Regions from separate parts of the Mus musculus genome. Here region 1 is linked to region 2. A link is a loop called in an ENCODE intact Hi-C map of the cell type or tissue named here. Cell type or tissue: gastrocnemius. All regions are shown on one strand. Each heading gives the region's core, and the rest is flanking DNA. Links, peaks and the distances in the headings are about the cores only. Region 1 holds the start of Ecm1 (extracellular matrix protein 1). Region 2 overlaps Ensa (endosulfine alpha).

What was found. Hi-C counts contacts between places; a loop is a spot of excess contacts. Peaks named below come from ENCODE experiments on the same cell type or tissue, not always from the same donor. Only the 100,000 strongest peaks of a DNase experiment are listed, where the experiment ranks them.
Region 1: it touches region 2 in a loop (2.9-fold over the local background); 1 of 42 quality-filtered maps calls a loop at or near these places.

Annotation. Positions count from the first base shown.
Region 1 is chr3:95,724,445-95,739,662 of GRCm38, reverse strand. It overlaps Ecm1 (extracellular matrix protein 1), which reads left to right and starts at 94. Exons shown (of 11, transcript NM_007899.3): 1 at 94-290; 2 at 1,362-1,424; 3 at 1,547-1,651; 4 at 1,775-1,855; 5 at 1,950-2,030; 6 at 2,606-2,650; 7 at 2,872-3,191; 8 at 3,442-3,816; 9 at 4,244-4,464; 10 at 4,753-4,840; 11 at 5,193-5,516. The coding sequence starts at 221. The coding sequence ends at 5,423. Mir7014 (microRNA 7014) reads left to right here and starts at 4,690; the gene lies at 4,690-4,752. In gastrocnemius, for the core only: a CTCF peak has its summit at 7,633; no DNase peak of the experiment used is centred there; H3K27ac peaks cover 1,583 bases.
Region 2 is chr3:95,625,567-95,641,308 of GRCm38, reverse strand. It overlaps Ensa (endosulfine alpha), which reads right to left. Exons shown (of 4, transcript NM_019561.2): 2 at 14,435-14,560; 3 at 12,602-12,768; 4 at 9,192-9,877. The coding sequence ends at 9,862. Among named protein-coding and RNA genes, the nearest start is that of Ensa, 8.5 kb to the right of the region's middle. In gastrocnemius, for the core only: a CTCF peak has its summit at 8,221 (motif pointing left); no DNase peak of the experiment used is centred there; H3K27ac peaks cover 2,414 bases.

The sequences.
Region 1 (15,218 bases), core at 5,566-9,565, 99 kb before region 2:
GTGGCTGTAAGAGGAGGAGCAGCAGGGACTGAGTCATGGCAGGAAACAGGGGGGCGGGAGATAGCATATAAAGAGAGACAGACAGCAGGCCTTGAAGTTCACAACGGCAGTAGCAACAGCCAGGGGAGCAGGCTTGCAGCAAGTGGCCCAACCCCTTCAAGTCTAGATCTGCCTGTGACAACCAGCTTCTGGGTGACCAGTGACCAGTTCTTGCCCCAGGATGGGGACCGTATCCAGAGCAGCCTTGATCTTGGCCTGCTTGGCTCTTGCTTCTGCTGCCTCTGAGGGAGGTGAGTCGGGGTGGGGTCAGCAGTTGCTTAAGAGTCTGGCTCCAAAGAGCTCAGCAGTTGGGTGATTGGCTTCCTTTATATGAACATGTCACTGTGAAGTGGGGCTGAACCTTTAACCATGGAGGCTGGAACAGGAGCAGAATAGCTAGAGGTAGTTGCTAAGAAACACAAAAATTAGAGTCAAATAGACACAAGACAGGTGAGTTTACAGGGTGAGGATCCTCCTGTCAGAACACGTGAGGAGGGACGAGGAGGCAGGTGAGGAGGAAAAGAAGCCCTCGGGCTGCTAAAACTCAGCCTACCGAGCCAGGGAGCCTAGACTGGCTCACTCTGGTCAGAGGACGAGTTAGAGTTCACCCACATTCACCCCCTATTACACACACGCACTGCTTTGAAGTCTGAACAAAAGGAAATACCAACTCTGGACAGGACAGAGACTTAGATCCTTCTATAGATAGCCGTGTCTGAGACAGCTCCACCTCGCTGCTGTCCTGGTTCCTAGGTTTGTGCCTTCGGTTCAGCTCCAGATGTGAAGGTGCTTTGCCAGCCTGGTGACCTGTATTCCGTCCCAGTAACCCACATGGAAGGGGAGAAATGACTCCCACAAGTTGTCCTCTGACCTATACACATCACCACGGTGACACACTGGCCCCCTCCACACATACACAAATAATATTTTTCTTGTTTAAGAAACCTAAAATAAGCTGAGATTGAAGGGGAAGGCACTTAAACATTTGGCTAACCGTCCCACCCAAAGGCCAAAAGTATTTTTAAAGGCCTATAGGAAGAAGTTTGAAGAGAGGTGGATCCTGGAACATCAGCGCATTGGAGGGGACGGCAGCCACAAGCCCCATCCAAGGGAGATACTGACAGGAAATCAGACCTCCATTCCCAGCCACATTCTTTTAGACCCCAACTCAGAACCCAGCCACTCAGAGGGGAGGTGTGTGACAGGTGGCTCCCCCACAGCGGGCTTTCCACAGTCTCGGCCTCCACAGCCTCCCCATCCTCTGTCCAGGACCAGGAAAGGACGCCTCAAAACTGCCTGACTTTTGTCTTTCCTTCCTCTAGCCTTCAAGGCTTCAGACCAGCGAGAGATGACGCCAGAGCGCCTCTTCCAGCACCTCCATGAAGGTGAGAGCCTCAGAACTAACCAGATCGGATGAAGACGGGTGCTCAGGACAGCATGGCTGTAGAATTTGTGGGGAACAAGCATGCAATTGGGAGGCTCTGAGTGTCTCCCCTCTTGCCTCTAGTAGGTTATGCAGCACCCCCTTCCCCACCACAAACCCGGAGACTCCGAGTTGACCACTCTGTAACTTCTCTGCATGACCCTCCCCTCTTTGAGGAACAAAGAGAAGGTGAGGCTGCCCCAAAGCCCTCTCAGTTCCCGTTGAGACCTCTAATCTAGTGTACTTCCTGCTCCTCAGGAAGGGAGGGACCCCCCCACCCCACTGTCTGCCTCACAACTGCCTGTTCTGTAGTGCAGCCCCCTTCCTCTCCAGAAGACATCCCTGTGTACGAGGAAGACTGGCCCACTTTCCTAAACCCTAATGTAGATAAAGGTGAGTGCTTCCCTGCCCCCCAACCCCCGCCCACCCCACTGTGATGCTGACACTAGCCTGACCTCCCTCCCTTGTGCCCTCCCCCATCTTGCAGCTGGTCCTGCTGTCCCTCAAGAAGCCATCCCCCTGCAGAAAGAGCAGCCCCCTCCCCAAGTCCATATTGAACAGAAGGAAAGTGAGTGACTGCCTCTTTCCTGCACAGCTTTCCTGCGGAGCCCATGGGCTTGGGGAGGAGGGGCACATGGGACTTACTCTCCTGAGCTGCTCAGTCTCTATCTGTACAGTCGGTGGAATGCTTGTCTGACACAGTCCAGGCTGGCTTTCTCCCGCACTCCATCAACTGGATGTAGTGGCACTGACATGAACATCAGACCTTCAAAGGTTGTTCTTAGGCTGGGCAGTGACTTTAATTCCAGCACTCAGGAGGCAGAGGCAGGCAGAGCTCTGAGGGGTATATAGCCTGCTTGGTATATAGAGCAAGTTCCCAGACAGCCAGGGTCAGCGTTACTGAGTTCAAGGCCAGCCTGGGACATATGAGTACATGAGGCCCAGTTTTAAAGAAGGAAGAGAAGAGAAGAACGGTTGGAAACAATGCCTGTCCAACAGCTCTGTCAATGGTGTAAAATAGCAGTCGTGTTTTTTTCTGGCCTCTCTATTGTGTTCCATCGTGCATGGGAACTAGCAGGAGCCTGTGTTTTAGAGGAGCCCATCCCAACAAGCCTTTTGCTTACCCACCTCCCTCTACCCCAGTAGACCCGCCTGCCCAGCCTCAGGAGGAGATTGTCCAGAAAGAGGGTGAGTGACCACACTGGTCTGTCTGTTCCCACGGTTAGCCCCTGAGCCCCAGGAAGGAGCTAATGCTGGCCTGAGGGTCGCAGTTACCTTTTCCTTTCAGTGACCCTGAACTGAAGAAGCCCACATACTATCCCAGCCCTTTCTCTTCAACCCCAGGTCTCCCAATGCTCTATGCTCAGCCAGCCTGCATGCATTCCTCCCCACTGTTTTCTCTGTTCCAGTGAAGCCACACACCTTGGCGGGCCAGCTCCCTCCAGAGCCCCGGACTTGGAATCCAGCCCGTCACTGCCAGCAGGGACGGAGAGGTGTCTGGGGCCACCGGCTGGATGGCTTCCCTCCTGGACGGCCTTCTCCAGACAATCTGAAGCAGATCTGCCTTCCTGAGCGTCAGCATGTGATCTACGGCCCCTGGAACCTGCCGCAGACTGGCTACTCTCACCTTAGTCGCCAGGGAGAGACCCTCAATGTGCTGGAGACCGGATACTCCCGCTGCTGTCGCTGCCGCAGCGACACAAACCGCCTAGACTGTTTGAAGCTTGTGGTAAGGGTTTGGCTGCTGCTGCTGCTGGATGTGTGCGTGCATGCGTGTGTATGCGTGTGTGTGTGTGTGTGTGTGTGTGTGTGTGTGTCTGCGTGCACACGCATGAGTGCTCCACACTTCACCCGGGGTACAGATGGAGCACAGGTCGGCTGTACTGCTATTTGCCTGCCTAGAGTCCTTTCCTGGAGCCTGGGAGGAGGCAGAAATATGAACAATGAGGTACTGGGTTGACCCACCCCTCTCACTCTAGTGGGAGGATGCAATGACCCAATTTTGTGAGGCCGAATTCTCTGTCAAGACCCGCCCCCACCTGTGCTGCAGACTGCGTGGGGAGGAGCGATTCTCTTGCTTCCAGAAGGAAGCTCCTCGCCCAGACTACCTGCTCCGACCCTGCCCCGTCCACCAGAATGGCATGTCCTCAGGGCCCCAGTTGCCTTTCCCCCCGGGGTTGCCCACACCGGACAATGTCAAAAACATCTGTCTCCTGAGACGCTTCCGCGCCGTGCCACGCAACCTCCCAGCTACTGACGCCATCCAGAGGCAGCTGCAGGCTCTGACTCGGCTGGAGACGGAGTTCCAGCGCTGCTGCCGCCAGGGCCACAACCACACTTGCACATGGAAGGCCGTAAGTGGGCATCCCGGCCACCTTGGGAGCCTGTCTGCCCACCCAGCTCCAACCGCTGACTCTACAGCCATTCATCCACTTTCGTCTGCTTGTGACTGTCCGTCCCTCCGTCAATCCATCCGTCCGTTGTGTCTGTCATCCAAGTCTGTTCACCTTGAGTTTTCGTGCTTCCATCCTGACTTCATCCACCCGTGACCCCACATATGCATCTGTCTGCCGTCCATCCGTCCAGCTATGGCTTCACCCGACCCTCTGTACCTACTGGTCCAGCTCATCTCCAGTGGCCAATTAGGAGCCTCATCTGTGTTCCTCCCTTTTGACCTCCCTCTAGCTCCTGGGGCCTCATCTCATAGCTGAAAGGCTAAGGTGTGGTAAGGAGGAGGAGCCAAGCAGCAGGCTTCTTTCTCACTTCTGTCTCTCTCCACAGTGGGAGGGTACCCTGGATGGATACTGCGAGCGGGAGCTGGCTATAAAGACCCACCCCCACTCGTGCTGCCACTACCCTCCTAGTCCTGCCCGTGATGAGTGCTTCGCCCACCTAGCTCCCTATCCCAACTATGACCGGGATATCTTGACCCTTGACCTCAGCCGAGTCACCCCCAACCTCATGGGCCAGCTCTGTGGAAGTGGAAGGGTCCTTAGCAAGCAGTGAGTCCTGATACTCTTGCCTATCCACAACCTCCTCCTCCCCGGGGGTTCCCTTGGGGAGGTCAAAATCATGACTTCCCAGTTCCATTTGAGCTGTTGGGGTGAGGAGATGTTTATTTATTGTGAAAGTTTCACTCCGTGGTCAAGGCTGTTTTGAACTGGACCAATCTTCTTTCCCCTGTACTCCAAGTAATGAGATTACAGGCATAAGCCACCGACCCCAGCAGGCTTTGGGTGCTGTGGAAGGGACAGAGACCCTGAGCTCTTCCTCTTTCATACCAACCACAGTAAACAGATTCCGGGGCTGATCCAGAATATGACCATCCGCTGCTGCGAGCTTCCATATCCAGAACAGGCCTGCTGCGGCGAAGAGGAGGTGAGTGTGTGTGACCTGTGATTCCAAGGCTCCAGGGAATCAGAAGGCTAGATGTAGAGGTTACCCCTCTTTTTAGTACCTCAAGCCTGTTCGCAGAAGTCAGGTTGAGTGGAATAGATCATTTCTCGGAGTTCTAGAAGGCTTCTTCCTTCCCGAGAACCTCTTGTCCCTGCCCTGGGCCTCAAGCTTCTAGCATTTCCAGATGTACACATCTGTCAGGGACAAGCAGGCAGTCCTGCTGTGGAAAGGAAGCTGGCAGCCTCTGGGCCTCCAGAGGGATCCCAGTGGGCAGCCATGCCGACCTTCTGCCCTCCCCATGCCCCAGCATGCCCCCTTTACATTGCTTTCTCAGAAACTGGCCTTCATCGAGAACCTCTGTGGTCCCCGGAGGAATTCGTGGAAAGACCCTGCCCTCTGCTGTGACCTGTCTCCTGAAGATAAGCAAATCAACTGCTTCAATACCAACTACCTGAGGAACGTGGCTTTAGTGGCTGGAGACACTGGGAATGCCACTGGCTTGGGGGAGCAGGGCCCAACTCGGGGAACAGATGCCAACCCCGCCCCTGGGTCCAAGGAAGAATGAGTCACCCTGAGCCTCAGAGGATTAGATGGGGGAACTCCGCCTACTCCACCCTCCTCGAACACTCATTACAATAAATGCCTCTTGGATTTGGCATCCTCGTTGTCTTTAGTGCGCACACACACCCTTGTAAGCTCCCTAAGACTGGCCCAGTGGCCTGCTCCCACTGCCTGAACAGAAGATGTTTCTTATGTGATGGGACCAGAGCTAAGTGGCTTGACTTCCCTTCTCATCATGACCTTAATCAAATATCTTAATAGAACTCCGCCCCAGTAACTAGCTAGCTGTTGGGAGTCAAAGTGAAAAAGATGTAGTCTATGTTGGGCTACAGCCTAGCCTGCCATTTTATTTTGCTTGACAACTAATCACATGGTCTACCACTGAGGTACATCCCTAGTCCAAGCTGTGTGGTCTCAGTGTGTGATTGTGAATGTGCATATGGTGTGCATGGAGATATGCACACATATGCTGTGGGGGCCAGAGCTCAGAGCATTTGTCTAGGCACCCCATTTTATCAAGGCTCTCTCACTGAATCTGAAATTCACCAATGGCTGCCCCACTGGTCACTGGGGACCCACAAGGGTCACCTGCCTGGGGACTTAACAGATTTGCACCAGCATTTCTGGTTTTCACTTAGGTGCTGGGGATCCCAACTCAATGGCAAGCAGTCTCCCCAGCCCAGGCCGGACAGTTTAAATCACTTCTGATCCTTATGTGAGATCCCACTTTGTCTTATTATCAGTCTGCTGAACCGCTGTTCATGATCATGTTAAGACTTGGGAAATACACATCTTAAAAACACACAGTCTCAGCCCTGGCTATTCACAGTCCAAGAACCTGTTTGCAGGTTTGACAAGTTGTTGCATAGGGTGGACAAGGTGCCAGTGTGTTCTGAGCAGGACAGAGCGTGAATAGGGCGGGGTTGAGCTGGAGGCAGCACACTGCACTTGAGATAGCATCTCAGCCCTGTCCCACAGCTTCCATATTAGAGGTGAAAGGCCCCTGGGAGCTTCCAGTAGAGAATATGCTCTGAAAATGTCGAGTTATCAGCCAGGCAGGCAGGAGGGCCGTGCTACTAGGCAAGAGGGCTGAACTCCAGCCCCGAGATGAACCAGAGATGGCGACCCTCAGCCTTGGCCCCTGAATCCTAAGCCTCAAGGTTGGGGATAAAAGAAAACTATGGGGAGCCAGGGTTCTCTGTGACCTGTGACCTTGGTGTTCTCTGTGACAGTGCATCTTTCCAGAAACACAGAGTCCCAGTTCTGGCTGGTCATGGACCTTGGCTGAGACCCAAGGCACACCAGCCGCTTCCTGCCCAGCCACAGCTCTTATTTATTTTTTTGGTCAGTGGTTGTTTCTAAGCAACTTCTTAGCAGATTCTTCTGTCCATCAGCACTAGGGCCAATAAGCAGAAGATGTCAGCCCATCGTCCCGCCCTAGTCCCTGTCTGAAACTCAAGAGCTCCTGTACACCTGCATCTACGTCCCAGGCACTTTGCCCAGAGGAAGCGAGCTGGGGAAACTGAGTCAAACCTGTAGACATTTCTGTCTTTACCAAGCTGTAGCCCAGGGCCAAGCCACACAGTCCTGGCCACCATGGTTCAGAGTATGGGGAGGAGACAAGGGAACTGGAAGAGATAAACAGCCAAAAAGAAGGACTCAGTAACCAGGGCTGAGATGGAAGCTCCGAGCGTGAGCATCAGTAACTAGGCGGTGAGTTTGAACATTGAGTGGGTTGCTGTTGCCAAGGAAAGGAGGAAGTGTTAAAGAATAGCAATGAGATATGAAAATAAACTATTAAGATAGAATTAAAGTTTTGGGGAGATAAAGCCGGGCGTGGTGGCGCACGCCTTTAATCCCAGCACTCCGGAGGCAGAGGCAGGAGGATTTCTGAGTTCGAAGCCAGCCTGGTCTACAAAGTGAGTTCCAGGATAGCCAGGGCTATACAGAGAAACCCTGTCTCGGGGGGCGAGGGGGGGAGGTTTTGGGGGAGACAGGAATCAGATCTGAAAAGAACTGAATTCCACAGATCAGTTAAAGCTTGATGGTGGGCGAAGGGAGGTGGAAGGTGATAGAAGAGCATTGGCTGCAGTAACTCCAGTTCCAGGTGATCCAACACCCACTCACACAGACACACATGCAGGCAGAACACCAATAGACATAAAATAAATCTAAAAACAAAAAGGCTTCAGGGGCTGGAGCGATGGCTGCTCCCAACATCCAACATGGTGGCTCACAACTCTGTAAATGAAGCAGGGATCGGAAGCCCTCTCCTGGCCTCTGCTAGCACCAGATACATACAGGCCTGCAGACAAGAGTTAATCTTGTCTTTTTAAAAAAAAATAACAAAAAATAAACAAGTTCAGATTTTGTTGGAAGGGATTGGAGAAATGGCTCAGAAAGTTAAGAAAACCTAAGTTCAGTTGACGAGCCATAGAAAGGTCACATCTGCATGTAACTACAGATCCCAGGGCCCCACTGCCTCCACCAGCACACACTACACACATGGCAGACATGTGGCACACAACAATGAAAATATTAAAACAAGCTGGGCGGAGGTGGCACATGCCTTTAGTACCAGTACTCAGGAGGCAGAGGCCAGTGAAACTTAGTGAACTTGAGGCCAGCCTGGTCTACATAATCCCAAGACAGTCAGGGCTACATGAGCCCCTGTCTCAAAATAAATGAAAAAAATAAATAAAAATGGAAAAATAAACTGGATAGGGATGGTGCACACCTTTAATCCTGGCACTCAGGAGGCAGAGGCAGGGGGATCTCTGAGTTTGAGGCCAGCCTGGTCTACAGAGTGAGTTCCAGGACAGCCAAGGCTGCACAAAGAAACCCTGTCTCAAAAAACAAAACAAAAAAAAAAAAAAAAAAAAGGAAAATGAATGAATAATTATTTAAACCTGACTGGAAGAAAAACATCAAAAGAAATCAGGTGAGATGGGAAAGCCTGTAGCTGTGGCCCTGGGAAGGTGGGGGTTAGAGTATTACCTGAGTTCAAGGCTGGCCTGGAAGCCTGGGTGTAGTGGCAATACTTTTAATCCCATGGGGCAGGCAGATCTGAGTAAGGCTAGCCTGATCTACAAAGTTGAGTTCCAGAGCAGACAGAGCTAGGGAGATAACTCTGCCACCAAAACAAAAACTCAAACAAAATAAAAAACCCATTCTGCTCTTGCTCAGCCTCCCACGGGCCAAAGTGTTGGCATTACGGGCACATCCACTCCCAAACTGTGAGGTTGGACCCTAGCAACCCAAACTCACAGGCTTAGGAGTTAGAGTAGGTCAGATGGATGACCTACTTGTTGTTGTTGTTGTTGTTGTTGTTGTTGTTTCTAAACACAGCAGTCTGTGATAAAGTTGAGGGGGAAAGGGTTTCAGCCTAAAACTTGAGGTCTATGGTGAAGGGAAGTCTGTGAGGATTCAAGGAAGGCGCCTGCAGGCAGGAGAGTGAAGCTCCTCACTGGCTTGCTCCCTATGCTTTGCTTGGCCCAGGCCTGTTCTCACACAGCCCAAGACCACCAGCCTAGCAGCAAGCAGCAGCAGCACCATTCCCAGGGTGTGGGCTGGGCCCGCCCACAGCAGTCATCAATCAAGAAAATGCCCTACACAGATGCCTACAGGCCAAGCTGACTCTCCACTGAAGGTCCCTGTCCTGAACAGCTCATGCCTGCGTCAGTCTACAAAGATTGAACAAGCAGCAGAAAGTGCGAGGGGCAGTGTATAACAGACGGGAAGGGAGCAGCTCAGAGGTTAAAACACAATTCTTCATCGTTAATAATAACACCTTAAAAACATCCCATTTTCGGTACAGAGAAAATAAAGAAGAGAACAGCTAAGCATGGTGCCCTGTACCTGAGGTCCCAAGTATTCAGGAGGCTGAGGCAGGAGGATTATAAATGTAGGCCTGTTTGGGCTATGGAGTGAACTTAAGACAAGCCTAGGAAACTTAGTGAGGCTGCCTCAAAATAAAATTAAGAAAAAGAAAGCTGAAGCCAGACCTTAGGCCTCAGGACCAGAGCACTGGCCTAGCCTACATGAGCCTCTGAATTCAATCCAGAGTACCATAGGAAAATGAACATGGCGGCTCATGACTGTCACAATAAACTTGGGAAGTTGAGGCAAGAAAAACCATAAACTGGAGGGAGGATGGATGGGTCTATGGATGAATGGACAGACAGACAGATAGACGGACTGATAAGGCTGAATAGATGGCTCAGAGGCTGCTGATCTCCCAGAGGACCCAGGTTCAATTCCCAGCACCCACGTGGTATCTCACTACCATCTGTAGCTCCAGTTCTAGGGGCTCCCATGACCTCTGTGTCCTCCACAGATACCAGACATACATCTGGTGAACAGTATACTTACAGACAGTCTGGGTTATACAGGAAGACCCTGTCTCAAAAACAAAAACAACTTAAAAGCACCGTCCAGATGTGATATTAAGTCTTTGTTTTAATAATTCATTAAATTCATCTAAGCTGCATGTATCCCACCAGATTTGCCAGAAATTAGTTTTGTGCCTTCTGGGTTGAAATAGAGGATGAGCCTTCCATGACCCTAAGCACACAGAGCTTTGTTTCAAAATTAGATCTATGCTTAAATTTGAATTAAAATATTTTTATTATAATAATGGTAATAAACATTATGGCTAAAAAATGGCAACAATTATCTGAACCACTGGAAGACAAGGTACCTGTGGAGGTATGCTTCATCGTTCAAAAACCTCCAACTAAAAAAACATTATCACTGAAGAAAACTATAAAAGAATGATAAAATGACCAATACTACTTCTACTACTACTACTAATAATAATATAAAAAGGAAGGAGAAGAGGGAGGGAGTGGTGGCTCACACCCTTAGTCCCAGCATTTGGGAGGCAGATATAAGTGGATCTTAGTGCATGTGAGGCTAGCCTGCTCTACAGAGTGAGTTCCAGGCAGGACAAGCTAGACACCAAAACCCTGTTTGAAAACAAAAATGAGGAAAGACAGACAGAGCAGAGAGGAGAATAAGAAAAAGGAAAGAGCCTTGAGGCTTGGCGGTGTTGCTCAGTGGTGTGGCTCACTGGCATTGCATCTTGGTGAGGCTTCTGTTTACAGCCAGATTTCCATACCACACATAGCACAGAGACCTGGCAACCCGCCCCACCTCCCTACAAGGAGACATTGTAGTCAGTGCCTGAGCCTGATTCAACTAAGCCACTTCTAAAATTCCTAAGCATGGAATCTGCAAAAACATTTTGCTGTTTCCATTTACTTAGTGTTGGGCTAATTAGCTACATACTGATAAATCACTGATCTCAAAGGAAACCTATTGAATGGTTTACATTCATCCATTTGTTACTGGAGCTTTGAAGGTACCCTTTAAAGTTTCTAGTACTTTGAGATCAGTTTAACTAGTTAAGCTAGGCTGGCCTTGAACTTATGATCCTCTATCCTAAAATGCATAAATGCTGGGATTGCAAGCATGGACCCTGTCTGGCCTTTCTTTCTTTCTTTCTTTCTTTCTTTCTTTCTTTCTTTCTTTCTTTCTTTCTAAGCTAGGATCTCTCCATACAGTCCTGGCTGACCTGGAACTCACTATGTAGACCAGGCTGGTCTCAAACTCAGCTTGCTATGTAGAAGAACTTAAACTCCTAATTCCTGTCTCCACCTCTCAGTGCTAGGTCTATAGAGATGAGCTAACATGCTTGCCCGGCTTCTTTCTACATCGATCAGTCAGACATAGGGGCTCATGCCTATAATCCCAGCACTGAGGAGGCACAGGGGATCTCTGCGAGTTTGAGGCCAGCCTGGTCTACAGAGACAGGCAGAAGTACATAATGACTTATAGATAGGTAGGTAGGTAGGTGGGCAGGTAGATGGGTGGATAGATATGGAGGCTTTCTCACTGTATAGCCCCAACTGGCCTTCGATTCATGAAGATCCACCTGTCTTGGCTTCCCAAATGCTGGAATTAAAGTCCCCTTCCATGCTGACTCTTTTTAAAATCTGTAGGAAATAAAACAAATGGTGGTACAAACCTGTCATCCAGGAATTCAAGAATTAAGAGTATGAATTCAAGAATTCAATCTTAAGTTCAAGTCAGCTATGGCTACCAAGTAAAAAAATAAAATAAAAAATGAAAAATAAACTTATCTCAAAAAATATAAAAATGAGTAGCCTTGGCCAGCTTTGAATTTGTGACTTTCCTGGAGCTGGGATGATAGCATGTGCCACTGTGTACAGGTCATTTTCTACCCTTTTTCCTCATTGTGCATCTTACTGCTATGTCTACATACTGCTAAAAATTTGTTCTTGTTTACTTTGTGTCTTCCTGGAAATTGAACCCAAGGGCCCTCGCGTGCACATCAGCAAACACTATCACGGCGCTGTATTTCTATCATTCTAGTTGGTCCTTATTTAAGAGCTCTGTAATTTTTAGTTCTCAGAATTCACTTTTGCGTGAGTGTATACATCGTGGGCAAGCACGCTACCACTGAGCTACACTCATCTCCCAGAATTCATGTCTGTGTTTTGATCCTATTTAAATTTGCTATGAAGATGAGAAGGTAGCTCAGTGGATCGAGTGGCTAGCATTCGAAAGGCTCTATGTTTGAACCTCAGAACAGTGGGGCTTATCTATAATCCCAACACTCCAGATGTGGAGACAGGAGGATCAGAAATACAAGGTCATTTTTGGCTACATACCAAGTTCAAGGCCAGCCTGGGTTACATGCTGTCTTAAAATAAGTAAATCGGATGTATCTTTTTTTTTTCCCTTAAACATTTATTTTTTATCTGTGTGAGTGTTTTGCCTGCATTTATATATGTATACCACATGTGTGTCTGGTGCCCTTGAAGGCTAGGGTGGTCATGGCTTATGCCTTTAGTTCCAGCACCTGGAAGACAGAGGCAGTCAATCTCTGCCAGTTCAAGGCCAGCCTGGTCTATAGACAGCCAGGGCCACATAGAAACAGCCTGTCGAAAGAAAGAGAGAGAGAGAGGAGAGAGAGTGTAGAGAGAGAGGGGGAGAGAGAGAGAGAGAGAGAGAGAGAGAGAGAATTCTAACTTTGGTTACTCAGGAAATAAAGCCAACAATCAGATAACGGGACCTCATGAAAGGCTTTTGAGGAGCAAAGGAAGCCATTAAGTACAGACAGCCTGCAGAGGGGAAAATCATTAATATCTGGAATAAATACATGAAAAACTCAAGAAACTAAATAAGCAACCAACCAATCCAAGGAATAGGCTTATGAAATGAGCAGACCATTCTCAAAAGATGGAACACAAATGCCCAAGAGTATGGAAAATGCTTCTCTGGTTGTCAGGGGGATATGAGTCAGACCTCGCTGAGGCTCCATCACAGCCTCGTCAGAATGCCAGTCATTGAGAAAACAAACCAACTGCCAGTGTTGACAAGGAGGTGGACAGAAAGAAACCTCACACACGGCTGATGGGAATGTGAACTAGTCCAGCCACTGTGGACGTCAGGATGGAAGTTTCTCAGAAAATTGGAAACAGGTCTTCCCTATAATGCAGCTATTCCGTAAACTCAGGGACATTTATTTACACAAGTCACAGTGACACTCGCTCTTTGGTGTTTATCACAGTAGTGCCCAACACAGCCAAATGCCCAACAGCAGAGGAGTGGATAAGGAAATATGGTATACATGTGTGCCCATGGGCATGTGAGGGCACATGTGTGCTCATGCACATGGACGCCAGAGGCTGGCATCAGCTGTCTGCCCCAAATGCTCAGTTAACCTTTGTTTTTGAGACATAGTCTCTCATTGAACCTGCAGCTCATGGATTTACCCAGGGAGCTCCAGTGTCTGCTCTCTCTGCCTCTCTAAAACTGAGATTACAGGCACAAACCACCAGGCCTGGCATACATACATACACACACGTATACATACATATATGCACACATACATGCACACGCACATATATATACACAGACATACACACACACACACATATACACAGACATACACATATACACACACAGATACACATACACACATAAATATACATGCAAACAGACACACACAGGCATGTGCTAGCGACCCTGAGTCAGTTCTTAAGCAGCAGGCACATTACTAACTGAGCCATTTCCCAGCTCCAACGTGGCTTTTTTTTTCAACCATAAAGAAGAATGAAATCACGTCATTCTCAGGAAAGTGGATGCAATGGGAGACGACTGTACTGTTAATGTCTTAGTCACTGTTAGTCACTGTTCTGTTGCTGCGAAGAAACACCATGGCCAAGGCAGCTTTTTATCAAAGAAAGCATTTAATCGGGAGCTTACTTACAGTTTCAGAGGTGAGTCCATGATCTTCGTGGTAGGGAGCAGACAGGCATGATGTTGGAGCAGTAGCTGAGGACTTTACATTCTGTTTTACAGGTAGCAGGCAGAGAGGGAGAGAGAGACAGAGAGACAGAGACAGACAGACTGGGTGGGCCTGGCATGGGAAGAAAACATGGGACAAAGGAGACAATTGGGGGGGTGGGGGTGAAGAAGGGGAGCAGCAATGTGCTCAGAATTCAATGTGTACATCCTCAAAAGATTTTTTTTTTTTTAAAGAATGAGAAAAAATTGGGCTGGTGAGATGGCTCAGTGGGTAAGAGCACCCGACTGCTCTTCCGAAGGTCCGGAGTTCAAATCCCAGCAACCACATGGTGGCTCACAACCATCCGTAACAAGATCTGACGCCCTCTTCTGGAGTGTCTGAAGACAGCTACAGTGTACTTACATATAATAAATAAATAAATCTTTAAAAAAAAAACATTATAAAGAATGAGAAAAAACAATGAGATTGACCGGTGTGGTGATACCTTTGATCCCAGCACTTGGGAGGCAGAGGCAGGCAGAATTTTGTGAGTTCGAGACCAAGCTGGTCCTACAAAGAGAGTTCCAGAACACACAGAAACCCTATCCCCAAAAAAAACCAAGCAAACAAAAAACAAAGCAAAACAGCAAGGAACTCTAGAGCCGCACCACACAATGCTTACCTGTGACTCCAGCACTTGAGGCCCAGGCTGCAGGACCAAGGTCAAGATCACTGACTATAACAGGAGATCAGAGAGCTGGGCAGTGGATGGCTTTGTTCTCAACTAATCAGGAGTCTGAGGCAGGAGGATCACAAATCCAAAACCTGCCTGGGCCACAGAAGAGTTCTAGGCCATCCTGAGCAACTTAGCTGGACCCTGTCTCAAAAATAGAAAGCGAACTGACACCCTAGGTGCTTTCTTTTGCTGTGATAAAGGGCATGCCAGAGCAATGTAAGGAGGAAAGGCCTTGTTTCATCCTAAAAGGTCATGGTGAAGGAAATTATGGCAGGAACTGAAGTGAATACCACGGGGGAGAAAGACACTTACCTGACTCTCAAGCTTGCTCTGTTTGCTTTCTTCCACAACCCAGGACCACCTGCCCACAGCTGGCACTGCTCACTGTGAGATGGACCCTCCCACAGCAGCATTAATCAAGAAAATGGCCCACACACTCGCCCACAGGGCATGTTGATGGAGGCATCCTCTCTGTTGAAATTCCCTCTTCCCAGGTGACCCTGGCTTGCATCAAGTTGAAAACAAAAACCAAACCAACCAACCAGCCAAAAAAACTAGTCACACACACACACGCACACGCACGCACACGCACACGCACAGAGACAGACAGACACTCCTGACTATTCAATGTACAAATGCTCTGTAATCCATGCTGTTTATCTTAGTATCTGGAGACCTTGAGAGTCTGTTCTGTGATCTATTATATCTACTATTTTCTGGGTGTTAGTTGGGTTTGCTAATTTGTT
Region 2 (15,742 bases), core at 5,848-9,847:
ACCAATCCATATACACGAAAACACTTCATTTAGTCATGTTATGTGTGCCCAAGCCATGGCACATGTATGGAAAGTCAGAGGACACTTACATGGACTCTCACCTAAATGATTTTCCCTTCTGTCTTCTACTTTGAGGGTTTTTGGGGATCAAACTCAAGGGTCATCAGGGACAGCAGCAAAGCTCCTTTACAACGGAGGCATCCTGCTTTTTTGCACATTCCTCCCTCTCGGTTCTCTCTCTCTCTCTCTCTCTCTCTCTCTCTCTCTCTCTCTCTCTCTCTCTCTCCTTTTGATTGTGAGCCTAGCCTTTAAGGACTGAGCCATCTCTCTCTAACCCTTTAGTTTTGATGCAGGTCTTTGGTGGCCCAGAACTCCCTGAGTGCCAGAATTAAAGGTGTGTGTCACCACAGTGGCTCCAGCTCTTCTTTCTCTCCTCCAGTCTCTTCCTCTCCTCCTCTTTTTTTTTTTTTTTTAGTTTTTCGAGACAGGGTTTCTCTGTGTATCCCTGGAACTCACTCTGTAGACCAGGCTGGCCTCGAACTCAGAAATCCGCTCGCCTCTGCCTCCCGAGTGCTGGAATTAAAGGCATGCACCACCACCGCCCGGCTCCTCTTCTTTTAGACAGAATCTCCCATGTCTCAGCCTGACCTCAAACTTACTCTGTGAGCCCGCAGCAGATGGCCTTGCATTTCTGATCTACAGGCATGCACTTCTGCACCACCGCTGGTTTTATTCAGTGCTAGTGATTGAATGCAGGGTTTCATGTACGGCAGGCAAACATTCTACCCACTGGGCTACACTTCCTGTGGTACACTAGCTCAGACTCTCCTCTGTGTGTGTGTGTGTGTGTGTGTGTGTGTGTGTGTGTGTGTGTGTGTGTGCGCGCGCGCCCTTGCATGCCATGGTGTGCATGTATAGGTCAGAGGACAACCTCTGTTGGAGGTTCTTGCCTTCCATCTTGTTTCTGTGGCAGGATTTCTCTATTTCTAGATATGAAAGTTTCCAATGAATGCTGCTACCTCTACCTGGGATCACAGATCCCGGTCATCAAATTTGGGCTCTTGTTGTTTTTGGAGACAGGGGTTGTCTGTGTAGCATTGACTATCCTGGAACTTGGAACTCACCAGCTGGCCTCAAACTCAGAGATCCGCCTGCCTCTGCCTCTGCCTCCTGAGTGCAGGAGTAAAGGTTGGGTGTGGGATTAAAGGTGTCACAGCCACCACAGCCTGGTGACTCCAGGGGCTGAGCTTTACTGCTGCTGAGCCTTCTTCCTAGCCCAGACTCTCCCAATTTGTTGAGTTCTTTTCTTGATTTGATATGGGCTCCAGTCCCCTCTTCCCATTTCCACTGTATAGTTTTACCAGTATGTCTTTTTTTTTTAAAGGATTTATTTATTTATATAAGTAGCTGTCTCCAGACCCACCAGAAGAGGGCATCAGATCCCACTACAGATGGCTGTGACCCACCATGTGGTTGCTGGGAATTGAACTCAGGACCTCTTGGAAGAGCAGTCAGTGAGTGCTCTTAACCGCTGAGCCATCTCTCCAGCCCTTACCAGTATGCCTTAAATCCACAAAAGCAGTGCCTCCTACCCTGCCACACCCTCTTCTACCACACCCTCTCCTCTCCCAGTTTTATTTTCTTTGGGTTATGGTATTATCAGTTACCCAGCAATTCAGAACAGAAATATAAGTTTTTTATTTTTATTTTTCGTTTCCATCTTTTCCCAAATTCTGTATCTTAAAACAATTCTTTCCTTCTGGTTTTTGAGACAGGATTTCTCTGTGTAGTCCTGGCTGGCTGAAACTCAACTGTAGATCAGGCTGGGATTACGAATGTATGTCACCATACTAGCCTGTATGTAGACCTTTCAAAGAAACTATCACTATTTTGGCATTTTTCTAGAGTTTTGAGGAGTATCATATAAAAATAGAAATCTGTGTATATACACTTGAGGGGTCAGACCTAGGGGGCTGGTGTATTAGGCGAGTGTTCACTAGTGAGCTACACTCTAACCTCCTTGCTTTGTAGCCCAGGCTAACCTTTTAACTCTATATTATCCTATTTCAGCTTTGAAAGAGCTGGGATTCCACATGTGCACCACCATGCCTAGGAGCTACAGTTTCTTGTTTTTTTTTTAAATGTTTTTATTTTTGAAACAGGCCTTGTGTCCCAGGCCTGTTTGAATTTATTATGTAGCCTTGAACTTCTGACCCTCTGACTCCATCTCCCAAATGCTGGGGTTATAGGTATGTAGCACACAGGGATTTAAAGTGTTCTAGAGGCCAAGGCTTTGTGGATTCTATACACATACATTTACCAAGTAAGCTATATCTTCACCTTTTACTATGTAGCCCAGGCTGGCCTTTTTTGTTTGTTATGGTTTTAGTTTTTCAAGGCAGGGTTTCTCTGTTGTAGCCCTGGCTGCATTGGAACTCACTTTGTAGACCAGGCTGGTGTTGAACCTCTGCCTTTGGAGTGCTGGGATTAAAGGTGTGCACTACCTTGCCTACTGGGGTTGGCCTCTTTAAAACAACATCAAGTTTTAAGACTTGTGTGTCTGCTTGTGGGTATGCACACAAGTGCAGGGAGGTCAGAGAAGCCCCATCTCTGAGAGCTGACGTTATAGGCACTGTGAGCCACTGCCTGGCATGGGTGCTAGGAACCACACTTAGGTCTTCTGCAAGAGCAGCCAAAGCCTTTCCACTGAGCATCTCCCCAGCCCCAGCACAGGACCCTCCCCACCCTTCCCCTCCATGCCCATTTCAGACTTGTTTATTTCTGGTTTTTGAGAGAAGGTCTCTCAATCCCAGGCTGGCCTGCAACTCAATGTCTAGTAAAGGCTGCCTTGAATACGCAGTGCTCCTCCCAACGTGCTCACATCATGAGTGTGTGCCACATCTGCCTCAAAACCTTTACATAGGTTCTCACTGCTTCCAGGAAAAAGGTCACGGGCCATTTATGACCTGTCTCTCGCTACCTTCTTCTCATTTCTGGCTTTGCCTATTGTATGAATCACTCTTAGAGTTTCCAGAAGAGAGTACCTGTGAATCATTTTACATATGTCCTTTCTCCCGATGACATTTCTCCAGTCTGTGTCTATGTAAACTCTACTCCTCCACCTTCACATCTCATTTTAGAAAGATGTTTTGAAAAGAGGGGTCTCAAGTAGCCTGCCTTGGCTGTGTAGCCATGGGGGAACTGCACCTTCTGAGATCAGGACCCATGCTAAGCAAATACTTTATACACTGAGTGACATCCACAGCCTACAATAGACCTTATGAAAGTATTTCCCTGAGCCAGAAGTGGTGGTGAACATCTGTAATCTCAGGACCAGAAGGCAGAGATAGCCAGATGATTAGGAGCTCTGGGCCAGCCTGGGGTAAGGAGACCCTCACATTTTGACCCCTCTGTGCTGTCCTCCTGACTAATGTCACTTCCTACTATGTGCTGACGTAGAGATTCCCTCCAAGTGTGACATTTGCTTACAACCTCAATGGCATTCCTTCTCACCTATCTTCCTAGAAGCCTCTACCAGGCTGGTGTGAGGTGTGCCCTCCCAGTCAGCAGCCCTAGTCTACTTGGCTCATGACAAGCAGTCACCATAGGCAGACGGAATCTTCACTGCCTCAGCTCCCCAGTCCCTGGAGTGCAAGTTCCCGGCCTATACATGGTATGTGCTTGAAAGCTCAGCACTTGGAAGGCTGAGGCCAGCCTGAAACATTTAAGGACCTGTCTCCTCTAGCCTTTTCTGACTGAGGATCCCTGTCCCTGCATGAGCCCAGAGCAAGCTGATTTACTGGAGGGTTAGCAGGTATTTAGTACTGTATAACCCTGTATATACTTGTGTACACATGGACACATAGAGGCAGAGCAGACACTGGCTGACTTCCTCTATTGATCTCTGCCTTACTGGGCTCACATGGGGTCTCTCACTGAAACGGTGAATTGCATTTCTGCTTAGCTGGCTGGCCAGACAGTGAGCTCTTGGAGACTGCCAATTTCAGACCTCCAATGATGAGACATAGCCATGAGGCACTCAGGTATTGGGAGATTCAAGCTTAGGTTCTCATGCTTGCAGAACAAGTGCCCTTAACCACTGAGCATCTCCTCAGTCCAGGGTCCTTGTATTTATTCTAGGTATCTTCTTACCTATCTACCTACCCATGTATGTGTGATACTGGGAACTGAACCTGGGGCTTTGTATATGCTAGATTAATGCTTTACCACTGAGCTATACCCAAAGCTCAGATCTGTCTTTATTACATTCCCATAGTCAGTGAACCCTGTGAAAACATGAACCACATTTGTACACTGCTGTGGTCCCTGAAGGATCTTTGATGCTTTGTCTTGTATGTAATTACTCATATACTCTATATGGCACACACCACATCTCTATAAACAAATTGAGGGAGAATTTAAGAAACTTGCTTAGTTTAACATAAGACAACAAAAACAACAAACCCCGAAATTGGCCAGCGAGTTGTTAAAGAACCTTATCACTGAGCCTTACTGCCCTAAATCCAATCCCTGGAATCCACACGGTAGAGGGAGAGAACCCGCTCCCGAAGGCTGTTTCCTGTGCTCCACACACGTGCAGTGGTACCAACCCACTCTAACCCAAATTTCAGGGAACCTGATGCCCTTTTCTGACCTCCCAAGACATCAGGCATAAAGGTGGCACACATATATACATGTAGGTAAAACATACATAGAAAAATAATCTAAAATTGTTTTTAAGTACCAAAATCCAGATACGCACATGGTGCGTTAAGTGTTTGCATGAGGAGCTGAATTCAGATCCCGGTAACCACGTGAATGCTGGGTGTGGTGGCTTGTGTCTCAGTGACAGGGGATGATACCTGACGTTGACCTCTGACCTCCATATGCACGCCTGCAAACACAATCAATCACACATCACCACCCCCAAATCCAAATACCAATGCCAGGATCTGAAACTAAGCAGACACCCCGCCATTCAATCCACTTGGCCAGGCAGGGAGGAACAAGCCTGTTGATTCTAATCGCACTTGGGAGGCAAGAGGACCTAGAAAGTTCAAGGCCAACCTGTTCTATAGAGCAAATTCCAGGGCCAGCTAAGCAGAAATGGAACAACCTCCCACAGGCTGACCTCTGCTAGAGCACTGTGGCACTTGCCTCTCCTCTCACTCCACCCCCCACTAAATAAATAAAATGTAGTAAAAAAAAAAAATCTAACTAGCTGATATAAACAAAATTGATCTCTGCCCTCCACATGCACACAAACAGGCGAGTACACCACACACACGTGAGTGCATCTCCAACAACCAAACAAAAAAAATCAATTCCGGCTGCATACAATTTGGCTCTGACCAAATGCCTGTTTGAAATCCCCTTGGCTCCTACACATCTTATCCTCCGAGCTGACTCCTCCTTTTGTGCCCTGGTCTGGTCCCAAGACAGTTTTCAGTCACTTGACTTGTTCATGCTGGTGTGCCATTCTAGTGTGGTCTGTTCCTCTACCAAAATGCCTTTCTCCTGTCTGTCCTGAAGCTGTAGTCTTTCCATCTGGACTTCCTCATGAAATTTCTGCTTCTGCCTCTGCTGTCAACTGAGTTCATCTCCCTCTGTTCTCAGACCCACATGACTGGAGTTCATGCACATTTCCTGTCACGCTGAGTCCCCTCACTGATACCCCCTAACCCTCCCCCTCCAGACATGTAAACCAAGCTGATTTCAAATGTGTGATTCTCCTGCATTTGTGTGCTAGGATACATACATTTGCCTCCACATGCGGTTCGTTTTCTGAGACAGTCTTGCTATGGTGTAGCTTGTTTGGAATTTTCAATCCTCCTGCCTGAGCCTCCCAATTGCTGGGATTACAAGTATGTATTACAATGCCTGTATCCCCATCCCTTTTTATGTGTATACGTGTTTTCCCTGTACACATGCATGTGCACTGTATTGTTTTGCACTGTATTTGTGTTCCATCCCTACGGAAGCCAGAAGATGGTGTAGGATCCCCTGGAATTGCAGTTACAGAGCAGGACACAGGAGACTCCCCTAAACAACGGAGGATTAAGTAAGATGATCCCAATCATCTGCTAGGCCTGGTGCTTTACAACTTCTCAAACAGATGTGGGAATTATCCTTTGTTTCTATCCCCTGCAGATGGACCACCACTGCGCAACGTAACACTATCATGTCAATTTATTCCCTTGCAGTTTCTCACCAGTGTCATCTCACTGAGAGCACCTATGTTTTAGCACAGTGCCTGGCATATTCTGAGCACCTAGTAAATGGCCATCGATCAGGACCACTGAAGCCCTCCCTCCCCTTCAAGGCTCAGGCTTGTATGTAGCACGTGTGTTCCGTAGTTCTCATGACTGTAATGCTTAATTCTGTCTGGCCTTACATACAGGGCTCCCCAAGTTTTATCCCCATTGTTTATTCCCATAAGCACGGCAGGCTCCACTTTATATTACACAGCATTCTTTTGAGAGACCTTCCCTTCACTTTCTGGTTTTCTCCCAGGCATTGTAAGAGCTGCTTGAACAGGTGCGGCTTGCTATGTAGACCATTCTCTTACCCCTGCCTTTGAGAACTGGGATTACTGGCATGTGGCTGGCCTTGAATTTCTGATTTTCCTATCTCTACCTCCTCAGTGCTAAGATCACAAGGATGTATCATTACTTTTTTGGGGGGGGGGGCGGGGGAGGACAGTTTCACTATGTAACCCAGGCTAGCCTTGAACTCACAGCAAACCTCTTGCCAGTCTTGAGAAGTAGGTTACAGGTGTCTGCCCCCTTGCCTGGCTTCTATCTTTTTTATGTATAGGCTACACTAGCTAAAGTGAGGACCAGTGGATTAGTGACTCGACTCCAGCTACTCTGTGTAGGCCATGGCTCAGCTGACAGGTTTGTCATCATAGTCACAGCCCACCTGTGTTAGAGCAGCTGGACAACTCACCCACTTCTTTCAGAGAATACCTGGCTGAAGTTCTCAGCAGAGCCAATTGTGTCCATTCAGTGTGTCTTTAACCAGCACACAGGATGGGGAGGCAGGAGTCACGTTTGGGGCCAGCCTAGGTTACCTAAGAATGTATTTAAAAAAAACCAAAAAACAAAACACAAAGGAAGGTTTGGTTATTGAATTTGTTTACCTTAGTTGCTTGGGTCTGTTGTATGAATAAAGAATAAATGGCAGTCATTAATTTATGACTGAGTCTCACTGTGTAGCCTTGGAACTATGTGTCCCAGGTTGCCCTTGAACTCAGAGGTCTGCGTGCCTCAGCCTCCAAACTCCTGGCCCTTATTTATTTATAAACAAGGTCTCACTATGTAGCTCTTGGGGAGCCTGAACTCAATGACAAAGACCAGGTTGGCCTCAACCCCTAAGAGATCCACCTGCCTCTGCTTTCCAAGTGCTGAGATTAAAGGTGTGTGCTACCATGCTACAGTCCAGCCGTCATTTAAAACATAATTTTATTACATGTGTGTGCCTGCCACTCTGAGGAGTCAGCTCTGTGTTTCCACTGCTATGAGGGTTCTGAGGTGGACCAGGTTCTCAGGCCCGTACAGCAATTGTATCACCCGCTGAGCTCTCTCCAACCCCAAATACTGGTGGTATACAGGCATCCAAAGGCCTTTCAAGGTTACAGCCCAACTAAGAAACGGAGACTCCAGAACAGCCAGGAGTTTATATCACCATGGGTTAGACAGTACACAAGCTTTTCCTTGGCCTGTTTTCTTTTTTTTTGGCTTTTTGAGACAGGGTTTCTCTGTATAGCCCTGGCTGTCCTGGAACTCACTTTGTAGACCAGGCTGGCCTCGAACTCAGAAATCCACCAGCCTCTGCCCCCCAAGTGCTGGGATTAAAGGTGTGCAAAACCATGCCCGGCGGCCTGCTGTTTTCTAAACCCCAACTTCCTCACTTGTATGGAAATGAACTTGGACTACCTGGAAGCTCTGACAGACAGCTTCACCACTACCCAGCCATGTGCATTTGATAGGCTTGAGAAGCCTGGACTCCACGTAGGACCAGCAGCGCTCCCACAGGGATCAACAGCTTTGGGTTTATTCCTGTCAGAGCACTGACCTTTTTCAAGTATTATTCTTTCAGCTACATAGTAAACTTCTCTCTCTTTCTCTCTTTTTTTTGGGGGGGGGGGGCATGTGTTGGTGTTGTTGGGTGTTCACATGTCACTGTGCGTGTGACAGTGCCCTCTACTGGGTACTAAGAGTAAGTTCTATTCCATTGTTGTGGGTCCCAGGAATCAAACTCAGGCTTCTTTTCAAGTGCCCTTAACCAACCAATTTTTTTTTGAGATGGAGCTGTACCACAGAGCCTTGACCATTTAATTCTCTGCCTCTATTTCTGAAGTTCAGGGCTTAGGAGCAAGCACTTCCCTATCTCGGGTTTCGTGTTTATGCAGCTGATGATGACCTTCAGCTCCTGCTCCCCTGCTTCCACTTCCCAAGGCATGCATGTCAGCTCGTCCAGCCCAGCACACTTTTTAATGGGCTCTCATCCCACTGGGCTCACCGCTCAGCAGGACAAACTATTGAGATGTATCACAAGCCCCTGGCTAAATGAGAAGAAAGTCAGAAGCATCTTAAACAGTTATAAATTCACCTGGGACGCTTTTGACTAAGACACTGAGAGCAGACTTCTTCTCGACATAGAGCTGACCCCACCCCAGAAGACTGGACATTTCAGTCAGCTCTGTCTCCTGCATTTCCCTCCAAACGGTTTTCAGAGGCAGGGTGTCAGGAAGACAGGGGAGGGTATGATGTGGGGCCAGGGACAGAAAGGCCAGTTTCTTTTGCTTATTACTAATAACTCACACTTCTCCCACACAAACAGAACTTAGGAATAGAAACTGAAGGGAAAAAGAATGAAAAGGGGCCCCATTCTTGCTGAGTCTGGACTAAGCTTTGGGTGTTAGCACACCATTTAACCAAGTTCCCAAATCTCTCATTTTCTATAAGGTGACATATCTTTTGAATTAGCTATAAAGGACAGGCAGAAGCCAGCAAAGGCCACCAGTCATCTGTGTCCACCATTCCTGCTCCCTCTCCCAATGTAATGAGCCTTGTCAGAGCCCCTTTCAAACTCAGGGGCCCACACCAACCTTCCCTCAATCACACCTCCAGTATCGCTCTTCACCTCCCAAATCCCAAGAAAACACACCAACTGCTTCACAACAGGTCTAGTTTTGGTTTTTTCCGTGGGTATTTTTTGTTGTTTTATTTTAAATACTGAAAAAAATTCCCCAGGGCTCTGTGGGGCTCCCCATTCACTGCCCTTCTCCACACAGCAAACCTATTTCAAGGACAGCATTTTTTTAAAAGGAACAGTTTATCCTAAATCCTCAACTTGTTCTGCAGAACCAGAGAGACCTCGTCTGCTTTAAAGAACACAATTCCTTTTCTCTGACACTAGATCACTAGCCATATTCAAAGAGTGCTTCTCTCTTCAGAGCTGAACCTGAACCCCTTACCATCCCTCACCTTACAGTCAACCACAGCAACCCAGAGGTTCAGGAGAACGGTAGGAAACTTCTTTTTTATCAGTCATAAACCCTCACTCACTCCCCCACATCTTCACTCCATCCTTTCAACCCCACCCTTGGGATCTCAATGAGTTTTCTTCCAACAGTTATTTGGAAAAAAAGGTAAAACAAAACAAAAAAAAGTTCAAGGTCTTGGTGCTCAGCCCAAGGGGCTCCATGTGTTGGGACACCAGTGGGCAGGTTCTCTGCCTCTCTAGCCTGCACCCGGGCCACCTCCTGACCCCTGGCTACAAAAGCAGGGAGGGGCAGGAGCCAGCACAGGACCCGAGTGGGCAGCGTCTCACGATCTGGTGGAGCCCCAGGAAGCATCACTCAACTTGGCCACTGTGGACGAACAAGGAAGAAACAAAAAACAAACAAACAAAAAAAAAACCAGTCAAGTAAAAGGGGAAAGCTCGTAAATTCCATCCCAGTCTTGACCCCATGGTTTCTCCAAATACTTCACTAAACTACCTTGTATATGCCTGAATATTAAGTAAAAGGAGGAGGGAAAATAAAAAGAAAGTTTTAGTCTTTCCCTATCCATAATCAGAACGTTTTCTCCCTTTTCAATATACTCATGGTAAACAGGAAGACAATTCTTGAGACATCAAATAACCGGAGGTTTCCTAGTGAAGGCTCACAGGAGCCACACAGTGCACAGCCACTGGCAGCGGTGAAGAGGAACCTCAGCACTGAGGTGCTGACTGGCAGAGGCCAGGGTCAAACCACATACTTGTTTGGAGTGGACTAAGTAGCCTGGATTTAATCAAATGCACTTAGATTTTTAAATGATGCTTCCATGCTAAGAAGCAAGCCTGAGAAGTGCAGCTTGTTCCTTGGCATCCAAGAGTGACACTATTTGATTCTGATTTCCTTTCCCCTTTCTCATCCCTATCTCCAGCTCATTGTGTGTATGTGTACACACTAACTACTATGTGTATTACTGGAGGTTGAAACTAGGGTCTTCTGAATGTTAGGAAAGTATTCTACATACGAACTACATTCCTAGCCCTATCTTTGCTTTTTATTTTGAGACAGGGTCTCACTAAATTCCCAAGGCCAGCTGTGAACTCACTCTGTAGCCCAGGCTACCAGCCTGCCTCAGTTTGTTGAACAGCTGGGATGACAAGCCAGCTTGATTTCCCTATTTCTCCTGTCCTTTTCTAAAAACCAGACTCATTGTGAACATATCAGCTCTGGAGACACAAATCTAACCAATAGATAAGGCAGCTCAGACAGGGGAGAAAAAGGTACAGAATTCGAGAAGATCGGAGATGAAGAAAACGTACAAAATTATATATATATTTATATATATAATAACATGACATATCTATGTAAACATGGTTGGGACATTGAAGAAACTATACAGTGATGTTCAGTTTGTCCCCTTCCCACATGGACTTCTCATTAAGGATGACAGCATGAGAAAATGGAGCAAAAAACACAAAATTATATACATTACAAATGAGAGTCAAAGAGTTTGGGGGCCAGGGAGACCAGGGGTCCTGCTCTCTCCATTCCTTCCTCACCAATCTATTTCTACCCAATCTGAATGATGGCCAGAGACCTGGGCAGTGGCCAATCAGGAGAAGGGCATATTTACATGTCCTTCCCCTAACACACACATCCACAAACTCGCCAGACATCCTAAGGGCACAGTGCAATCTGGAAAGGGGAGAGAGACTGCACCATCTTGCTCTTTTGAGCAGTTCTCACTCTGGCCCTCTCTGTCGATGACGAGCAGGTGGCATTTAGTAAGATCCAGGCCAAACTAGTGATGACACAGCAAGACAGGCTGCTGCCTCCCTCCCTGCACCCTCTTTCCATCCTCCACCAGTGAATCATCTGCTAAGGAGCAGCTGCTCCAGCTGGCAGTAGCTCTAAGCTCTGGGGACCAGCTCCCTTCATCCCTTCTTCCTCCATGCCTAACATACATCTGAAGCAAGATGCCACGTCAATGAGCCTGTCTCCTCAGGCCTATCCAGTCTGCTGCCAGAGCAGCTTTGTAGCAGCTAGGGTCAACAGCAGACCCAGGAAAATGGGCAGAGTCAAGACACATCCAGGGACAGCCTTTTCAGGTTTGTTCTCTTTCTCTCTCAAAAAGGCTATGATACCTATGAGACTGTTGTTGGAAGCTATGGCCCTTAAATCTCAAACTCTCTCTCGTCCCATGTAGCACTTCTGGCTCTACAGAGCTGAGGTTCAGCCATGGGCCTGCCTCAATTTTGGTTTTATGATGACCAGAAGGGTATGGCAGGTGTAGGACTTTAGAGTCAGAGTTAGCCTACACACGCGTTTCCGTCTGTTTACAGACGAGGAACAGGATCAATTCAGAGAGGCTACAGACCTGGCCAAGCTCACACATCAGTGCTGTTGAGCTTGACAAAAACTACAGCCCAAGTATTTCAACTCCTAAACTCTTTCCATTATCCCATAATACTTTCAAAAAGCAACATGCTGGAAGAGAAAAGATACCATTTTCTTTTTCATAAGTAGCTAACGTCTGTTAAACTTTACACTCCTTGAGAAGCAGGGCAGCTGTTGGAGGAACACAGCAGAGGGGTTAGGTGGGCCCTGTAATTTTAAGCAAGCAGAAATCTCCTCTCTTTTGAAGGTCCCCTAAACACCCACGATGGGAACACAGAGCACAGAGGCCTAAGGGACAGCACACTTAGAAGCACAGAGAGCATCTCCTTCACTCTACCTTTCTCAGCATGTCAATTCAGCCTTGGGACACTGAACCTGTCACACTGCTCCACGATAGCCCGTCTAAGGACTTGCTCCTCCAACAGGAGAACTTGCATCTTCCACATTCTCACCACAGGAAAAGCTGCAGCACTCTGCACTCCTAGTCTTTCCTACTCTTGGGTCTCTACTGGGCTATCATGAGGGTGTACAAGTTTCAATTTACCCAAAGAAATGAACTCAGAGCCCATCTTCAACCTAAGCCCCCAGCAGAATGTCTCCCCTGGATGGCAAGCTGAGCTCTGACTAGGTGCCCATTCCCTGCCTACAATATATAACAGTCCAGTGGGTGAGGAAGGGGAAGAGAGGGGCCCAGGTTACCCCGCAAGCTTGCTGGTGACGAGCGAGGACTTTCTCTGGGGCAGGTCCTGTGGGGTGGGGATGTGGTCACCGGTCACCAGGTTCTTGTCTGCTCCTGCACTTGGCAGCTGCTTGTTCTTCATCTTGGCTTTGGCCATGTTGTAGTCTCCTGAGTCAAAGTACTTTTGCTAAGAGACAGGAGCGAGGTTTAGATGAATGTGCAACCTTGGTGTTCTCCAAAAGCAGAGACTCACTGTCTACCGTCAGCATAAGCTCCCACCTACCTCAGCTGTCTAAGTATTCCCCATGCACACAGTCCACATTACTCACTTGTAAGTTCATTTCCCAGCATGCTCTGACCTTGTCAGAATATAAGCAGATTACTAGCAGAAACATGTACCTTTGTTGCATAAGGGGCAGCTGTGTCCCTGAACCTAGGTGACAACTCCTGTATCTTTTGTACCTTACTGAGTACTAGAAGGTTCAATTACAATCACTTACTTCATTCGTAACAGCTAGGTGCCAAAGCAATACCTTGGTGCTGGGGAAAAGCATGAATAAGACTCAAGAAGAATCAATCTGGGTCTACCAGCAGCTAGAGACCAACCAGAAACCGACTATCAGAGTTAGAAAATATTCTCAGAGCAGGATTAGGCACTGGGCTTGCTCGTGAGGCAGTGAGCTTTCCAGACTCCCACCACTCCCACACATGTTCCATGGTGAGACTGTCTGCCTACGCCTGGCTCGCCTCAAGAGGAGCTGCAATTCAACATCACACTGTCATCTGTGACTAAGACTGAGCACCTGGGATTCTCCACAGGAGGCTGCTTCTCTCTCCATCTCATCTTTACACTGCAGCTTTGTCCTTATAATCTGCTGTCAGCTCATGGTAGGGAGAAACCTGACCACGAAGGAGATGGCTGTGAAGGCAGCCCTCCACTGCTAAGGAAGGCCATTCCAGCTGCTGTTTCTTCACTTTTGTGGCCTTATAGGTTAAACCCAGGCTAGACAAGTGCTTTCCCATGAGCTACATCCTCTATCATTCTGTACAGGAAAAAGAATTGTCTCTGTGTTACTTTTTTTTTTTGGAGACAGGTTTCAAAAAACCCTGGAACTCACTATGCAGACCAGGCTGGCCTTAATCTCAAGAGATATACCTGCTTCTGCCTCCTGAGTACTGGGATTAAAGGCATGCGCCACCACTGCCCGGCGGCATGCACTTTTTTAATTTTTAAAGATAATTACAAAATCTTTTAAAAGAATTATGTTTGTATATGTGTCCATGGAAGCCAGACAACCTCCTGGAGCTGGAGTCCCAGCTGCCTGATATGGGTACTGGGAACCAAATATTGCCTTTCTGGACACAGCAGCCCAGCTCTCTCAACTTCTGATCCGTCTCTCAAGCCTAGCCTTGGCTATTCTAAAACTTACTATGTAGCCTAAGCTGTTCTTGCATGTGTGGTTATCCTCCTGCTTCAGCTCAGGCGCTGAGATCACAGATGCTAGCCAGCACACTCAGCTACAATAGTCTCTTGAGGAGCATGGTTAGTGTGTAATGCCAGCTTTTAACAGACTAAAGAACCTTATTGCAAGTTGAACTATTTGGGTGTTCTGTATCTAATATCCTTCCTTCAGTCCCCATCTGCCACCTACCCAAATGCCCACCATTAATCCTTCATTTCCTATAGTTAGAAGGGAAGTAACATCATTGCAGAGATTCACATAATTTGCTTTTCTCTTTCCAAGTTTCTAATTTATCTTTACTACTGCTAAATAACCAAAGCTACAGAAAAACATGCAGTAGAATGTCTACGGACTTCATCCAAGGTGCCACAGTATAAGGGTGTCCCATACCCCTTTCTGGAGTCTCTTCATGAGGAAGTCGGAGCCTCCAGGCTTTTGTCCTAGGCTTGGATATTTGGCCTTTAGCTTTGCCTCCTCAGCTTTCTCAGGGAGAATCCCTTCTTTCTCCTGTGTATCCTGAAGAAAACACGCCAAGTGAAATTAATGGCTGAAAAACAATGACTTCTAATATCTGATAACCTTTGTATTATCAAATTTTCTTAGAGGTCTACCTGTTTGTAATTATGCTATCTACACTCTGTTCTGTTGAGTGTGTGTATTATTTAAGGATTTATTTATTTTATGTGCATGTATTCTGCAGACTCGTATGGCTATGGCTGTGTACCACATGGATGCCCAGTGCCCTGAGTTCAGTCTGGGCCCGGTTTCCTAGACTGAACTGTACATGGTTGTGAGCTACCATGGGCTGGGAACTAAACCCAGGTGCTCTGCAATGAGTGTTCCTAACCAATCTTTCCTGCTCCTCTACTCTTAAAAGCTAGACCTTTGTTCAAATGCCTAAGCTCAAGATAACTGTATCAAGCAAAGAAAAACAAGTTAGTTCTTATATTACACTCAAGGAATCACCCGTGACCTGTGAACACTAGGTTAAAGGTAGTATCTCAACATGATACTTGAACCATAGAGCAAGCCAGAGCTCACTCAGGAAAGATAAAAAAGGAACTACTAGAGTTCCTGGCTGTCCTACAGGTCAGGGGAGCTTTTGTCTGCTGAGAGGCTCCCTCCTCATTCACACTCTAAGAAGCAATATGGTCTCACTGTGGAGGACGCTAGGCATGTGGCTTATTCTAAAGATATTTACCAGAGTAATATACTTGAAAACAGAAATCAACATGCCATTAGTTTTTCTTGTTGTTTTTATTTTTATATTTTCTGAGAGAGGGGTTCTTGGTGTATATTAGGTTGGTCTTGAACTCAGAACTCAAGAGATCTGCCTGCCTCTGCCTTCCAAGTGCTGGGATTAAAGGCGTGCGCCACCATCTCCTGGCTAGTGTATTTTCACTTGACAAACAGGGTCAGAGATAACACTAAGTGTATTTAATGAGTCCCTGAGCTCAGTGTTAAGTAACTCAAATATGGTGTCGAAGAAGGGGTTTGGCACTAGTGTTTTCATAATGCGATGGTGGGTGGACCACATCCCACTGCGGAGAAATTCGAGCGGATCTATAAGTCACTGACGGTGAACAACAAACCATCCCTACCAAACAGGTCTAAGGAAGTTGCCACCTGAACTTACCCCATGGTAATAATTACTCTTTTCCCCTCCCCCAATGCTGGTTCATTTTAAATGTCTTCACT